2 separate regions of the Homo sapiens genome follow, and region 1 is linked to region 2. Evidence: read pairs that join two places in POLR2A ChIA-PET (ENCODE). Cell type or tissue: Panc1. All regions are shown on one strand. Links, peaks and the distances in the headings refer to the core of each region. The heading gives the core; the rest is flanking DNA. Region 1 overlaps AOAH (acyloxyacyl hydrolase). Region 2 overlaps ANLN (anillin, actin binding protein).

Region 1 (8,334 bases), core at 301-8,300, 100 kb after region 2:
AAGGAAAAAAATTGTATTGTCATTTTTCTGGACTTTGTGAGGTTATATGGCACTTTGTCAACTTTTAAACATTTGTAATTTGTGGTGATTTCTTTCCTCATTCTAAATGTGTATTCAAGTTCATGTCTAATTTTGTATTTATAGTTTTGTGTTATGTTTTTCAAGGGGGCCTCATGAAGCCTGCTCTGCCCCCTTGTGTGAGTCCTTGGCAGCTGGCCAGCCGCCTGCATAGGAGGAAGCTCAGCTCGCCCGGCCATTTTAAAGAAGTCAGCAACACAGGGGGGATCAGTCCCCTGGCATGCCAAGACCCTGGGTAAATTGCTGAACATCGCTGGACTTAAGTGTTTTTAGAAACTCCTTTTAGAACAATTAGCTGTAAAGGGCACAGATACTCTCTTGTTTGGAATGGCACCCAAAGCACTTTATGAAAGGTTATTTCAGGAACAGCGGAAGGGTTACTGATCCCGGGAGCACACAGCATTGCACAGTCGTCCAGATATGCTCTTCATTGAGAGAAAGACATTTTGCAAAGATGCTGCTGAAGAAGAGTCCTTTGGGCCTGTGACGTGGCAGCCCCCATAGGGTTTGTGGAATGAGTTTACCCAAGCCTCTGCCTCCCTGTGCTCCCCAGGGGTGCATGCTCCTGAGAGGCTCAGTGCCCGCCTTGGTCTCCAAACACCTGTTTAATCTGGGGGTTGAACGGATTCTCCTTTCCCAGGATTTGGGGCCACTGGAGCTGCACCTTTTTCCAGAAATGATCCGCCAACAACAGCAAAGCCACCTGTGAGAGAGAACCCAAAGGACGAGGAAAAGGGAAATTAGGACAAATCACTTACCAACAAGATTTCCCACGTGCTTTCTGCCAGAGACAGCCTCTAGGATGGCCCCATGACTCCCACCCCCATGTCTCTGTATAACCTCCTTCCCTTGCTGGCGGTGGGACCTATCACTTGCTTCTAACAGAGGAAGTGTGGCCGTGGTGAGGAGACGCTGCTTCAGCGATGGTGTCACATTGCGTGAGGCTTGGCCTTGCTAGTGACTGGCTTCGGAGGCTCTCCTTTCTGGGCTGGAGCTGAGGGTGACCCGGTTGCCATCCAGCCTGAAGCTGGCTCCTCAGTCCTGCAGTCTCAACGGGAATGAATCTGCCAACAGCCTGAGTGAGTTTGAAAGCAGTTCTTCCCCAGATGAGTCCCCGGATGAGAACATGGCCTGGATGCCATGCCTTGATTTTGGTTTGTGAGACCCTAAGCAGAGGACCCAGTTAAGCTGTGACCCACAGAAACTGTGAGATCATAAGTGTGTATTGTGTTAAGCTGCTAAGTGTATGGAATTTGTTTTTTCAGTAATAGATTAAAAATTCACTTTCTCAGAAATCCACTTATTCATTTATCTGTGGACAGCTAGCATTTACTGCAGGCCTAAGGCTTGGGTTTTAGAGATGAACGTGGTGTGTTCTTCCTTCCAGAAAGTCTCAGCCTAGTAAGGTAACCAGACATGCCAAATGACACCACCAAGCCCACAGGGACTGGAAAGGGAAGAGGTGTCACTTCTGTCTGGTGGGGGAAGGGGTGGGATCTCTCTGAAGAAGGTGGCGGCTGAGATGAATTTTCTAGGAGTTCCCTAGATGGATGATGTGGGGAAACTGCAATGGTAGAGGACACGGCGTGTGCAAAGGCTCAGAGCTGTGGGAGAGAATGGCATGTTTGGGGAACTACAGGTGCCTGGGAGTGGAGGCTGGCTGGGTCCCTGACTGGGTGGGGGGTGGGATCCTGGCAGGCTGTGAGGGCAGGGAGTCTGGCTGAAGTGCCAGAGAGGAATCCTTAGCTTAATACACAGCAGGCTCGACTCTGGCTTTCCCAGCCTGAGGCTTACTCTCTGGTTCTGCTGTCGCATGTCAGGTTTCCCTTTATCCATGATGTTAGCTGGGTCCATTCTTGGTTGTCCAGTGTCTGGCTTGTCATTAATATGCCTTTGAGGAGGATGCTCTTTCTCTGCAAACAATGCCCTCATTTAGCAAATGGGACCTGGCCAGGCCTGCAGACTCCAGATGGCTCCATCTCAACAGTGGTTTTCAATGCTGAGCAATGAGAAATGTGATTGCTGAAGGCCTGCCAGAGGGGAATACATTGTTCGGGAAGGATGCTCAGGGATATCCCTGACTTTTCCCCACAGGGCAGCTCACAGTCCCCTTCCTAATAGGCAGCGTAGCCAACTCCCTCTCTGGGCCCAGCCCTCTCATCTGGACATTGAGTGGGCGACAGAAAGTGATCCAAAGTCCTTTCTGTGTCTGACTGTTTGTGAGATTTTAGTAGTTAGAGAAAACTAGGACTGATCCAGTCACTGCATAAAGTCCCCAGCATTTTAATGTGTTCTGAGCCTTCTAAGGTGGACACGAACTTCACTCATCCCGCTGCGTAATCTCGGTCATGTCCATGCAGTGTCTCCCCCACCGCATAACACACAGAGACCACACACACATACACCACACCCCTCACAATCCCACACCACACACACATAATCACACACCCCCACACACACACCACACCCCTCACAACCCCACACCACACACACAAACATCACACATACCCCCCACACACCACACACAAACACCACACACACACCACACACCACACCCCTTACAACCCCACACCACACACACATACATCACACACACCCCCACACTACACACACACCACACACACACTATACCCCACACCCCTCACAACCCCACACCACACACACATAATCACACACCCCCACACACACACCACACACACCACACCCCTCACAACCCCACACCACACACACAAACATCACACACACCCCCCACACACCACACACAAACACCACACACACCACACACCACACCCCTCACAACCCCACACCACACACATACATCACAAACACACCCCCAAACACCACACACACCACACCCTTCACAACCCCACGCCACACACACATAATCACACCCCCCCCACACACCACACACATACCACACCCCTCATAACCCCACACCACACACATAATCACACACACACTACACACCAACACCACACACACACCACACCCCTCACAACCCCACACCACACACACATAATCACACACCCCCCCACACACCACACACCAACACCACACACACACCACACACCACACCCTTCACAACCCCGCACCTCACACACATACATCACACACACACCCCCACACACCACACCCCTTACAACCCCACACCACACACACATACGTCACACACCCCCCACATACAGAAACACCACACACACCACACACCATGCACACCACACCCCTCACAACCCCACACCACACACATACATCACACACACCCCCACATCCCACACACAGCACACACAGAAACACTACACACACCACACATCACGCATACATACACCACACCCCTCACAACCCCACACAACACATAAATACGTCACACACACACACACCACACACTACACACACCACACGCCACATACACACCATACACACACCACACAGATACATCACACACACACCACACACAGATACACCACACACATCTCACACACACACACCACACACCCCATACCACACATACATACATCTCTCTTATATACACACACACATCCTACACACACCCCACACACACCTCACACAGATACCACCACATGCACACTCACCACATACACATATAACATACACACACCCCCCCACACAGATACCACACACACACACACAGAAAGCACACAGATACCACACACACCCCCACAGAAAGCACACAGATACCACACACACCCCCACAGAAAGCACACAGATACCACACACACCCCCACAGAAAGCACGCAGATACCCCCCCCACACACACAGAAAGTGCACGGATACCACACACACACACACACAGAAAGCGCACACAGCATTCACACCCCACATATACTTCTTTGCACTTAAAAGCAGGAGCATGTCAAAGGCTGCCTGCGAAGCTGGCCAGTGCTCCAGGGAGGGCCGGATCATCTCTCACACAAAGTGATCAGGACCTTTGAAGACAGAGGCCCGGGCTTGTGGCTGTTTTCCTGCCATTTCTCAACAAAGGAGGCTGCTGCCAGGTCTGTGGAAAATTACTGGTTCTTCTTTTTTGTGTTATTGGCTTTCAACTTGATACACCTAAGCTCTTTCTAACAATTATGTGGTACCAAGGCATTTATTTCCCTATCTATGTTAATAAGGGAGGAGACAGGGTGAGGGCAAGAAGAGGGAAACGAAAATGAAAGAGCTCAGATATGAGCATTTGGTAACTGGTTTGAACGCAATTAGTTGGTTGTCACTCTAATAAGGAATAAAATATTTATGAGCAGGCATTGAGAAAATATTGGGTCTGAAATGAGACTGGCATGCTTATCACCAAACTAGAGACTTGTGATAAAATGATCCACTGTAATCATTCATTCATTTGACAAATATTTACTGAGCATCTACTATGGGTTTCTCATACCGCAATTTCCTGTTTTAACTTCCACGAGGCGCTGCACAGGGCAGGGCACAGCTACCCTTTCCTCTCTTTATCCATGTTAGTCTTTCTTTCTTTCTTTCTTTCTTTCTTTCTTTCTTTCTTTCTTTCTTTCTTTCTTTCTCTTTCTTTCTGTCTCTCTCTCTCTCTCTCTTTCTTTCTGTGTCTCTCTCTTTCTTTCTTTCTTTCTTTCTTTCTTTCTTTCCTTTCTTCTTTTGAGACAGGATTTTGCTCTGCCACTCAGGCTGGAGTGCAGTGGCCAGATCTCGGCTCACCGGAAGCTCCGCCTCCCAGGTTCAAGCAATTCTCTTGCTTCAGCCTCTCCAACAGATATTCTTTTATGCTTCTCTATTCATAGTCTAAAATATTAAAGGAAAACCTGTTCATTCTAGAAGAACTGAAAACCCACTTAAGCAAAAAGAGAAAAACACAATTAAAGTCATCTGTAATTAAAATAGAGGCAGCCTCTGTTAACATGGGGTGTAGAGCCTTTCTGACTTTATATCTTTTTTTTTTTTTTTTTTTTTGAGATGGAATCTCAGTCTATTACCTAGGCTGGAGTGTAGTGGCGTGATCTCGGCTCACTGTAACCTCCACCTCCCAGGTTCAAGTGATTCTCCTGCCTCAGCCTCCTGAGTAGCTGGGATTACAGGCACATGCCACCATGCCTGGCTAATTTTTGTATTTTTAGTAGAGATGGGGTTTCACCATTATGGCCAGGCTGGTCTCGAACTCCTAGCCTCAGGTGATCTGCCTGCCTCGACCACCCAAAGTGCTAGGATTACAGATGTGATCCACTACGCCTGGCCCTGATTTTATATCTGAACACACACACACACCCACACACACACACCCACACACACACACACACACACACACGCACACACACACACTGGATTCCTCTTGAATATCATTTTGTAATCTGCTCTTATTGAAGTCGAATTTAGACACAGTAAAATGAACTCTCTTTGGTAAACAGTGCCATGAGTTTGACAAATGCATACAGTTGAATCATTGCTCCTATGGTCTGTAGTCTTATCCTATATACTTTGCTGTACATTATAAACATATTTCTGTGTCACTAAAGGTAGATCTCTTTTTTTTGTTTTGTTTTGTTTGTTGTTATTGTTGTTTTTGAGATGAAGTCTCGCTCTGTTGCCCAAGCTGGAATGCAGTGACGCAATCTTGGCTCACTGCAACCTCTGCCTCCCAAGTTCAAGCAATTCTCCTGTCAGCCTCCTGAGTAGCTGGGACTACAGGCATGCACCACCACGCCTGGCTAATTTTTGTATTTTTAGTAGATGGGGTAATTCAGTGCATGGTATGCCATCAGATGGATGCAAGCTAATTCATTTTACCAGCGGAAACTTTTATCATATACCCTCCACCCCAATATTTGTCCTCAGTACGGGAGGATGGAGACACCCTCCTCCTGCCAGTTCACACAACCTTGGCAGCTCAGGAGGTCATCGGCTGCCCTACTAAGCATGTGTGTGGAATAAAATCTATTCTAGATGAATGCTAGGGAATGGGTGCTCTGATTAAGTGGGATCTTCTGGTTAATAGAGGTTCTTTTCCAGGTATTTTCCTTTGTAGTTGAACATCTTTCAGAGCCCACTTTCTTGTTAAGTTGCATATAAATACATCCAATGTATTAAGACAGTAAAGCCAGAAGCGGTTTCAGAGTTCATCAAGTTAGCTTCTTGTAATACAGCATGATGCTTTATTCAATCACCCGATGATCTGGAATCATGCTGGGCCATCCTTACACTGGCCTGGGACCGCTGTGGAGAATGTGGGAAGAGAGTGGGCAGGATCTATACTGACTCCAGGATGCACTTGACTTTGATTCCTTGAATAAAATCTCTGATAAGAACTTGCCTTGCTGTCCTGTAACTCTGTGTTTGGTCATTTAAAAAATCTTTTTAAAATACAACTTTTCCTTTTGTTTTTCTCCGTCTCTCTGGACTGGTTCCCTACCAAATTACCCTCCACGCCGCTACTACAGGCATCTTTTTAGGACACACGTTGGGCTATTTCTTTCTTGCTTGAGAACATCCAGTGGCTCCCCATGTCCCTCAGGATCAAGGTCAAGCCCCAGACAGATGTTCCATGATCTGGTTCCTTAATACGCGGTAGATTTCTCCGTCTGTCAACTCCACGGTCATACTCTCTGGCCACACTGAGCGCTTTTATTTCCTCCAACATGCCACGCTTTCTTTCATATTCAGGTCTTTGCCCATGCAGTTGCCTCTGCTCAGAATACTTCCTGAAACCCCTCTTCGCTTCCCTTCACTCTACTAGCTCATGGTCTTTGTTCTGACATCACCTCCTCTGAAAACATTTTTGTTTTTTTGAGATGGAGTTTCGCTCTTGTTGCCCAGGCTGGAGTACAATGGCATGATCTCAGCTCATTGCAACCTCTGCTTCCTGGGTTCAAGCGATTCTCCTGCCTCAGCCTCCCAAGTAGCTGGGATTACAGGCATGTGCCACCACGCCCAGCTAATTTTGTATTTTTAGTAGAGACGGGGTTTCTGCATGTTGGTCAGGCTGGTCTAGAACTCCCGACCTCAGGTGATCCACTCACCTTGGCCTCCCAAAGTGCTGGGATTATAGGCGTGAGCCACCACACCTGGCCTGAAAACATTTTTGAACACCCCTCTCTCTCATCCCACCCCATAATGCTCTGTGGTGTTCTGTACTTGCACAGTTGGAGGCATTTACTGCTTTATATTTAATTGTCTGTTTACTCATCATTTTCCTACTCTATACTATAATTTTAAATGGCAGGGCATTTTCTTGTTCACTCTTGAATTCTCACTGCACTTGACACTGGGTAGTCACTCAATAAATAGTTTTGGATGGCACTTTGCCAATCTGGACTTTTCAGCTCAATATACATGATAAATAGGCAGGCTTTAGGCCTGGCTATCCATTTTTGGCCACTTTATCACTGGCTACCAGCATGTGAACAAGTCTTGCAGGAATAGCATAAGATTATGGCACACATTGATTTTCAGCTTTTGACTGTGTTTTCAATAATCAGATATAGGTGAAACTGTTTAAGTACAAGATAGAGGCCCAATTTGACAGACTTTGAACCCCAAGATCATTTTAAGAGTCAGGGACGGAATGGTCATTTGATAGATGGGATAAATATATCCTGGGGGATAAAACAAAGCTGTCTTTGATCCTCCTCTTTTTAGTTTGTTCCTGATACTTTACATGGCCATCTTTTCATATACCCATTGTTTACAGAATCAGAAGGGTAAGATGCTATTCTGTGCAGAGAATGATAAGAACTAGTACCTAATAACTGCTAGAAAGAAGGGGGCCGGGCGCAGTGGCTCACGCCTGTAATCCCAGCACTTTGGGAGGCTGAGGCGGGCAGCTCACCTGAGGGTGAGAGTTCGAGACCAGCCTGACCAACATGGAGAAGCCCCGTCTCTACTAAAAATACAAAATTAGCCAGGTGTGGTGGCGCATGCCTGTAATCCCAGCTACTCAGGAAGCTGAGGCAGGAGAATCACTTGAAACCAGGAAGCGGAGGTTGCGGTGAGCGGAGATCACACCATTGCACTCCAGCCGGGGCAACAAGAGTGAAACTCTGTCTCGAGAAAAAAAAAAAAAAAAAATAGAAAGTAGGGATATACACAAACTCTTCTAAAACCAAAGACATCATTTTTGGGGGATCAGACCCTGATATTTAACCAGAATCTAGCCAATAATTTTCTTTGATCAACTCATCCAACTGATACACAGGAAGGTTAGAAATTCTGAGGGCATTATTCTGATTTTTTGTGTGTGGCTATTTAAATCCGTGAGGTGGGCATTTAATACTT
Region 2 (8,334 bases), core at 26-8,025:
CACGACTCAGTATCCTAATCACGTTTGTCAGTGATCTTCACCTACTAATCAATTTTCAGTTGATTAGTAGCATTTGACATTGTCGATCACTCTTCTGTTGGGAGCGCCTTCTTTACTTGGTTGCCAGTGTATCATATTCTCATGGCTTTCTGCCAGTGTCTCTAGAAAGTATAGAGCAGGGTTCTTAAACTATTTTGTACTAAATAATTCCCAATAAACCTGTGAAATTCCTCCCAGAAAGTTGCACATATGCATGTAAACAAAATTCTGAACACAGTAACAGTGCAGAGCACTCATCTGTGGTCTCCACAGACTAAGCAGCCAAAGAGCTAGGAGGAAAATGTAGTTGAAGGCAGTGTCTTTAAAGTCAAGGGGCTCGGCGTGGTGGCTCCCGCCTGTAATCCCAGCACTTTAGGAGACTGAGGCAGGTGGATCACTTGAAGTCAGGAGTTTGAGACCAACCTGGCCAACATGGTGAAACCCTATCTGTACTAAAAATACAAAAAAAATTAGCCAGGCCTGGTGGCGGGTGCCTGTAATCTCAGCTACTCAGGAGGCTGAGGCGGGAGAATCTCTTGAACCTGGGAGTCGGAGGTTGCAGTGAGCCGAGATCGCACCACTGCACTCCAGTCTGGGCAATGGAGTGAGACTCCGTCTCAAAAAAAAAAAAGGAAATAAAGTCAAGGGAAGAAAGAAAACTTTCGAGAAGGAAGGCATGGTTGGTATTGTTACGTTTCAAATGTGGGTTAAGCCAAATCTACTGGGTTTTGAAGCAAGAAGTTTGCTGTAACGTGGCAAGAGCAGTGTTAGTGAAGAGGTGAGGGTGGCGTGCAGGTGGTGCTGTGTCGAGGAGGGAACGGGCAAGAGGAGCAGAGCCAGTGAGTGCAGGCATTTCTTAGTTTGGTCCTAATGGAGGTGATAAAGGAGGTAGTGGCTAGAAGAGATGAAGAAAAGTATGATTTGTATGTGTTTTGTCCTTTCTGAGACCTAAGTCAATTTGTGTGATGGGATAAGGGGTGATAATTGATGGGATGAGGTGAGAATGGATGAACTCCGCACAGTGAAGGGAACAGAACTGATGAGGACAATCTCCTGTGTGACGAAAAGGAAGGAGGAAAGTAGCATGTAGGGGTGATGGTAGTCTTAGAGTTAGGATAGCAAAAACTGATGGACTTTCTTCTGAAAGCTCCTGTTTTATTCATCCTTAGGAAAGGGAAGGTGACAGGGGAAATACTGTATGGAGGAAAGAAGAGAGAGCTGACTCAGACATAGGAAGAATAGGGGGTAGTATTGAGGCTTAGATGAGATATGAGACCGTAGATTTTATAGTGGAACCATTTGATCGTTTACTTTGCTTTTTGTGTTTTTAAAAAATTTTTATGTATTTTTTAATCCACTCATCTGCATGCTAATTACATTGTTTTTACACAACCAAAGCTGCTTCTAACTTGAGAGACAATAAAGTCTGGAACTAGACCTGGAACAAGAGTACCTGGGTTTGTATACTGGCTCTGCCAGTCACTAACTGTGTGCAAGATACTTAACTTTTTTGTGTCTCAGTTCTCTCATCTGTAAAATGGAGATACTAGTACCTAACATAGAGGGTTATTGAGAAGATTAGGTGAGGCAATAGATATAAGGTGCTTAGAAAGGTGGCTGGCACATATTGAGCTCTGTATAAGTATTAGCTGCCTTTATTTTACTCTTATTTGATTATTTCTACTATGACTTCATTCATAAAGTCTTCTTTTATTTCTTTGCTGAAATAATCTGTACAACAATATAAAGTCTTTAAACATACAAAATAGTGAATGTTCCTCTTAAATAACCTTGCTAATGAATAAAAAGACTCAGACGAGGGAATGTTTTCTTCTCTTCTCTTCTTTCCTTACCTTCTGATCTGTTTTGTCCTTGTTTTCTCTTGCTCTTACCCTCCGGGTAACTGATAATTAAATGGAATCCTGATGTGTAGGAGCTGTCACCAGATGTTATAGGTGTGGGTTGAGATAAGTGACATAGGGGTGGGTGTTTTTCCCTTTGTGTGGCTTTCACTTTGTTTTTTTATTGTTATTTTATTTTATTTTATTTTATTTTATTCTACCAAATACCCAGACTTCAAGGAGAGGCTTTCACTTTGATTGGCTTATCTAAAACTGAGCCCTGATATGAATTTTCATTCTTTCTTGCCACCTCCTCTCCAAAAAAATTTTTACATACTGAGAATTACCAAGAATGTGAACTAGCACTGAGGGTTTGTCGTGTTCTGAACAAGGCTGGGCCTATTCACATACACTATCTCTTTGGTTCTAAGGAAACTTATACAGAATAATATTTAATAATAATCTTGTTTCATTTAATAACATAGAAAGATAAAATATATAGTTTTGAGAAATAAAATTTACTTTTCATTCGCTTTTTGCAGGAAACTCACTGTCAGAGCACTCCCCTCAAAAAACACCAAGGTGTTTCAAAAACTCAGTCACTTCCAGTAACAGAAAAGGTGACCGAAAACCAGATACCAGCCAAAAATTCTAGTACAGAACCTAAAGGTCAGTGTTTCCAGATTGTTCATGGTTAGTATGTAGAAACTCAAATGATGTTTGTGTGTTGATTTTGTATTCTGTAACTTTGCTGGATTTGTTTGTTCTAACGTTTTTTGGGGGGAATCTTTAGGGTTTTCTTTCTTTTTTCACTTTTCTTTGAGATGGATTCTTGCCCTGTTGCCCATGCTGGAGTGCAATGGTGTGATCTCTTGGCTCACTGCAACCCTCACCTCCCGGGTTCAAACGATTTTCCTGCCTCAGCCTCCCGAGTAGCTGGGATTACAGGCGCCTGCCACCATGCCCAGCTAATTTTTGTATTTTTAGTAGAGATGGGGTTTCACCATGTTGGCCAAGCTGTTCTCAAACTCCTGACCTCGTGATCTGCTTGCCTTGGCCTCCCAAAGTACTGGGATTACAGGGGTCAGCCACTGCGCCCAGCCCAGGGTTTTCTACATGTAAGATCCTGTGATCTGTGAATAGAGATAATTTTACTCCTTTTCTAATTCAGGTGCCTTTTATTTTCTTATATAATTGCTCTGGCTAGGACTTTCAATGCTGTGTTGAATAGAAGTCATTAAAACAGGCATCTTTGTCTTGTTCCTCATCTTAAAGGAAAAGCTTTTAATCCTTCACTGTTGAGTGTAATGTTAGCTGAGGGCTTTTCATATATGGCCTTTGTTACGTTGTGTACCTTCCTTCTATTCCTAGTTTTTGAGTAATTTTATTGGCACTTTGTTTTTAAAGTAAAAAACAAATTGCAGAGTAGTGGTATGTATGGTATGATCACAAAACAAAACAAAATGATATGTAAATATGCACACCTTGGGGGAAACTGGAAAAACAAACAATAACCTGGTAATATTGCTGTCCCATTTCTCTCTCGGTGGGGGAAAAGTTAATGCATTTATGCCTAGTGTTCCATTATTGGAACGCTAAGCTTATGGGAGTTACTTATGTCCTCCTGCTCAAGGTTGTCACCAAGAACTGATTTTTCACAAAATAAATTTGCAACCTCCAGCATAAATGGGTTAAGAGAGGACAGGTGTTCAGGGAGGGGTGTTTCTATACATTTCTGGGTTTGGATATTTTAAAACGAATACATAGTTTTATAATCAGAAAAAAAAAACACACACAAGATTCCATAATTAGAAAATTATAGGTTCTTATATATATTAATATGGTCTTTCTTAAACATTTTTAGGTTTCACTGAATGCGAAATGACGAAATCTAGCCCTTTGAAAATAACATTGTTTTTAGAAGAGGACAAATCCTTAAAAGTAACATCAGACCCAAAGGTTGAGCAGAAAATTGGTTGGTTTTTATTCTTTATTTATTATTAACTTTGCACATACTATAGGAAATAATATATTGATAGAAGCACATATTCAAATTGAGAGTATCTCTGCTTTTTAAATTAAATCAGAATACACTGTAGCTTCTACCAAGATGTGGTACTGTTAACAGTTACTGCTAGCTCACAGGCACCTGTGAAAGTGTGGTTAAGACCCTCACTGACTTTGACAGGGATAGGAAAGTTGCTGCCCTCCCACGCTCTGTACTGGTAGAGGGGTGTTTCAGGGAAAAACTCTCTGGGATTATGTTTTCCTCTGTTTTCATACCACCACAACAATCATCAACACAGAAGACTTTTGTGACCAGTTCAATTCAATTCAATTCTGACACTAGCTACATGGAAGTAGTGTCAGATCCCACAGGTTGGGGACTCAGTCCCCAAGACTGCCTCCTCTCCTTCAGATACCAGTTGCAAGTGCAAGTCCAGGCCTCTCAAACTTCCTTTTTTTTTTTTTTTTTTTTTTTGAGACAGTCTCACTCTGTCGCCCAGACTAGAGTGCAGTGGCACGATCTTGGCTCACTGCAACCTCCACCTCCCAGGTTCAAGCGATTCTTCTGCCTCAGCCTCCTGAGTAGCTGGGACTACAGGCGCTGCCCCCACACCCAGCTAATTTTTGTATTTTTAGTAGAGAGGGGGTTTCACCATATTGGCCAGGCTGGTCTGGAACTCCTGACCTCGTGATCTGCCTGCCTTGGCCTCCCAAAGTGCTGGGATTACAGGCGTGAGCCACCATACCTGGCCCAGGGCTCTCAAACTTCTAACCGACCAGCTTCAAGCTGAGGTTTCTGTGACCCCCTCTTTAGCTTGGATTAATTGGCTCACAGAACTCTGGGAAATACTTACGTTTACTGCTTTATTTTAAAGGATATGGGTGAGGTATACGGAAAGGGGCATGGAGCTTCCATTGCCTTCCCTGGGGCGCCACCCTCCAGGAACCTCCACGTGTTCAGTTATCCAGAAGCTCCCTGAACCCAGTTCTCTTGGGTTTCAGTGGAAGCTTCATAAAGTCAGCATTCCCTCCCCCAGGGTATGAGGCTGGATCCTCTCTGGTGAGGGGTGAGGTGGGTGTGGGGGTCGTCTTAAGAACCACAATGAGAAAGATAGGAGAAGATTAGAGTCCTGCCGTGGGGCAGGTGAAAGGATGGCAGGAGAGTTCTGTTTCCTGTGAGGCCTAATGCACCCAACATTATAACGAAAGACAGTAACTAGGGATACAGCAGTTATGAGCTAGGAACTGTGGACGAAAACCAGTATATATCATAATACCACAAGGTGTTAGCAGCCCCTGAAGGTTATTATCGAACCCTGCCCTAAGTGACATTAATATTTTCCTATTATTGACTGCTGTGTGAAAGGGTAGCTCTCAACGATAGAAAAAGTCATTTGAGAGAATATTTTTTGAAAGTCTGAAGTCTTTGGCTATTATTCTACATTTGAGTTCTTAATGCTTTTACTTAAACCCAAGGTATTGAATCAGTTTTGATAGACCCAATATTCATTTCTTTTTCTTTTTCTTTTTTCTTTTTTTTTTTTGTCTCAGACAGAGTTTCACTCTTGTCCCCCAGGCTAGAGCGCAATGGCACAATCTGGGCTCACTGCAACCTCTGCCTCCTGGGTTCAAGTGATTCTCCTGCCTCAGCCTCCTGAGTAGCTGGGATTACAGGCACCTATCACCACGCCTGGCTAATTTTTTTTGTATTTTTAGTAGAGACTGGGCTTTGCCATGTTGGCCAGACTTGTCTTGAACTCCTGACCTCAGTTGATCTGCCCACCTTGGCCTCCCAAAGTGCTGGGATTACCAATATTCATTTCTTAGAAAGTGTTATTGAAGCTGAAGATTTTCTTGGTTTCATTTATTAGTAGTATTTTCTTATTTTTCTTTTTAGGAGGTGCTTTTTTTTAAGGCATTTTTTCCTATTTAGTAAGAATATGAATATTAAATTTTCTTTGTTATGCCTTTAATTCTTAAATATCTGAGTCACAGTGTCCACCTATTGAAATATTTTTCAGAAGTGATACGTGAAATTGAGATGAGTGTGGATGATGATGATATCAATAGTTCGAAAGTAATTAATGACCTCTTCAGTGATGTCCTAGAGGAAGGTGAACTAGATATGGAGAAGAGCCAAGAGGAGATGGATCAAGCATTAGCAGAAAGCAGCGAAGAACAGGAAGATGCACTGAATATCTCCTCAATGTCTTTACTTGCACCATTGGCACAAACAGTTGGTGTGGTAAGTCCAGAGGTAAGAAAAGGCTAACTAAACAGGCCCAGGACATAAGTAAACTAAGTAGTATTCGTATCTCCCCTTTCTTTTGTTGACAGATGGACATTTGGCTCAGTAGCCAAGGGAATTTTGCAGACCTGTTGTCTGTTCTCTTAAAAGAAACCTTAAAACTCTTGAGTGGTTTCCTTTTGACCTTAGATGAAATCCAAAGAGTAACATGGCTTAAAAGGCCAGGCATTTGGGCTCAGCTTTTGACTCTGCCATTTGCTGACTGTTTATTGGTCAGGTTATTTAAGCTCTCTATGCCACCATTTCCTCTTATGTTAAACGAGGTTATTAATAATACCTATATAGTGGAGTTGATGTGAACATTGTTGTATTAGTATATCGGTAGTTAGCTCCAAACACATGTAACTAACATTTAGTTACAGCTAACTGCTGTTATTAGCTTTCACCCTCAATTGAATAACTGCAGCTCTGGGGATTGATTCAACTAGAATTTTTTTTTTGAAGTATAAGTTTCAGCTGTCTTTGTAGTTTTATTTATTCTTTTATGTGTTAGGAACTTAGTTTGCTTTGTTTTTATGATGAATCAATCAGCTTACTGGATTTTTTTCTTAATATTAATGGAGAATTCATTGATTTTCACAGAATAAAATGAATTATCATTTAGGATCAATGTTAATATCTGATGCGTTTTCCCACAGAGTTTAGTGTCCACACCTAGACTGGAATTGAAAGACACCAGCAGAAGTGATGAAAGTCCAAAACCAGGAAAATTCCAAAGAACTCGTGTCCCTCGAGCTGAATCTGGTGATAGCCTTGGTTCTGAAGATCGTGATCTTCTTTACAGGTAAGAACATTTCTGGAAGGCATTCACTCACTAAGGGTCATGGTTTAGATTGACATAAGTCGTGTTATAATTTGTAATTATAATGTTATTAATAACTCATCTGTATAAAAGTTTGGAATAACTTTTGTTAGCCTCTCTTTCACCAAATGAGAGTTCCATTCTGTTGTGAAATGTTCTGCTGACATGTTCAATATCAGTGTCAAATTCTGCTGATATGTTCAATAAAGGATAGTGCTCAGTGTGTTGCTGGATTTCTAATAGAGTGTAACTTACCTCTTGAAGCATTGATGCATATAGATCTCAAAGATTCAAAGAAACAGAACGTCCATCAATAAAGCAGGTGATTGTTCGGAAGGAAGATGTTACTTCAAAACTGGATGAAAAAAATAATGCCTTTCCTTGTCAAGTTAATATCAAACAGAAAATGCAGGTATGTACTTTTGTGGAAAGGGGCTTTGGAATGTTTCTTGCACTAGGCTGTGAGCTCTGTGAGGACAAAGGGCCCAGCCTTACTTATCTCTGAACCCTGAGTGGCCAGAATAGTGTCTGATGCATAGAAGCTCAGTAAATCACATTTGAATTCAGTTTATTTTTGGAAAGGTACTCTTTTTGAAAACTTGGAAACTCATTTGATATTGCTGAAATATTTATTTTTAAACAAGTTTTTCATAAATATCCTTAAAGTATAACTATTAATTGGATAATGATGTAGTGGGAAATTTGTTATGCTCTTCAAGGTTTTTTCATGCTAAGGAAGCTTTTTTTTTTTGAGACAGCATTTTGCTCTTTGTTGCCCAAGTTAGATTGTAATGGCGCAATCTTGGCTGACTGCAACCTCTGCCTCCCGGGTTCAAGCAATTCTCCTGCCTCAGCCTCCCAAGTAGCTGAGATTACAGGCATGCACCACCACACCTGGCTAATTTTTATATTTTTAGTAGAGATGGGGTTTCACTATGTTGGTCAGGCTAGTCTCAAACTCTTGAACTCAGGTGACCCACCCACCTCAGCCTCCCAAAGTGCTAGGATTACAGGCATGAGCCACCATGCCTGGCTTTTAAAAAAAATATTTTAATTATAAAAAAAAATAGAGATGGAGTCTCACTATGTTTTCTAGGCTGATCTCACACTCCTGGGCTCAAATGATTCTTGTGCCTTGGACTCCCAAAGTGCTGGGATTACGGGTGTGAGCCACCATGCCTGGCCCTAAGGAAGCATATTAAAAAAAAACAGTGTAATTGTAATTTAAATAAAATGAATCAGATACTTTCTAAATTTCTACGTTGTTGGATGTAACCCCAATTTTAACTTTAATAAGTATGAATTGGAAGTTTTTTCATAAGGAATAATATTTATAG

What was found. ChIA-PET counts read pairs that join two places held together with the same protein. Peaks named below come from ENCODE experiments on the same cell type or tissue, not always from the same donor. Only the 100,000 strongest peaks of a DNase experiment are listed, where the experiment ranks them.
Region 1: POLR2A ChIA-PET joins it to region 2 with 27 read pairs; 2 of 35 experiments call an interaction of 5 or more read pairs at or near these places.

Annotation. Positions count from the first base shown.
Region 1 is chr7:36,512,600-36,520,933 of GRCh38, forward strand. It overlaps AOAH (acyloxyacyl hydrolase), which reads right to left. Exons shown (of 21, transcript NM_001637.4): 21 at 342-781. The coding sequence ends at 653. Among named protein-coding and RNA genes, the nearest start is that of AOAH-IT1, 83 kb to the right of the region's middle. In Panc1, for the core only: no CTCF peak of the experiment used is centred there; no DNase peak of the experiment used is centred there; H3K4me3 peaks cover 419 bases; H3K27ac peaks cover 3,479 bases.
Region 2 is chr7:36,413,336-36,421,669 of GRCh38, forward strand. ANLN (anillin, actin binding protein) reads left to right here. Exons shown (of 24, transcript NM_018685.5): 8 at 2,423-2,549; 9 at 3,745-3,855; 10 at 5,909-6,144; 11 at 6,834-6,979; 12 at 7,262-7,409. Among named protein-coding and RNA genes, the nearest start is that of ANLN, 28 kb to the left of the region's middle. In Panc1, for the core only: no CTCF peak of the experiment used is centred there; no DNase peak of the experiment used is centred there.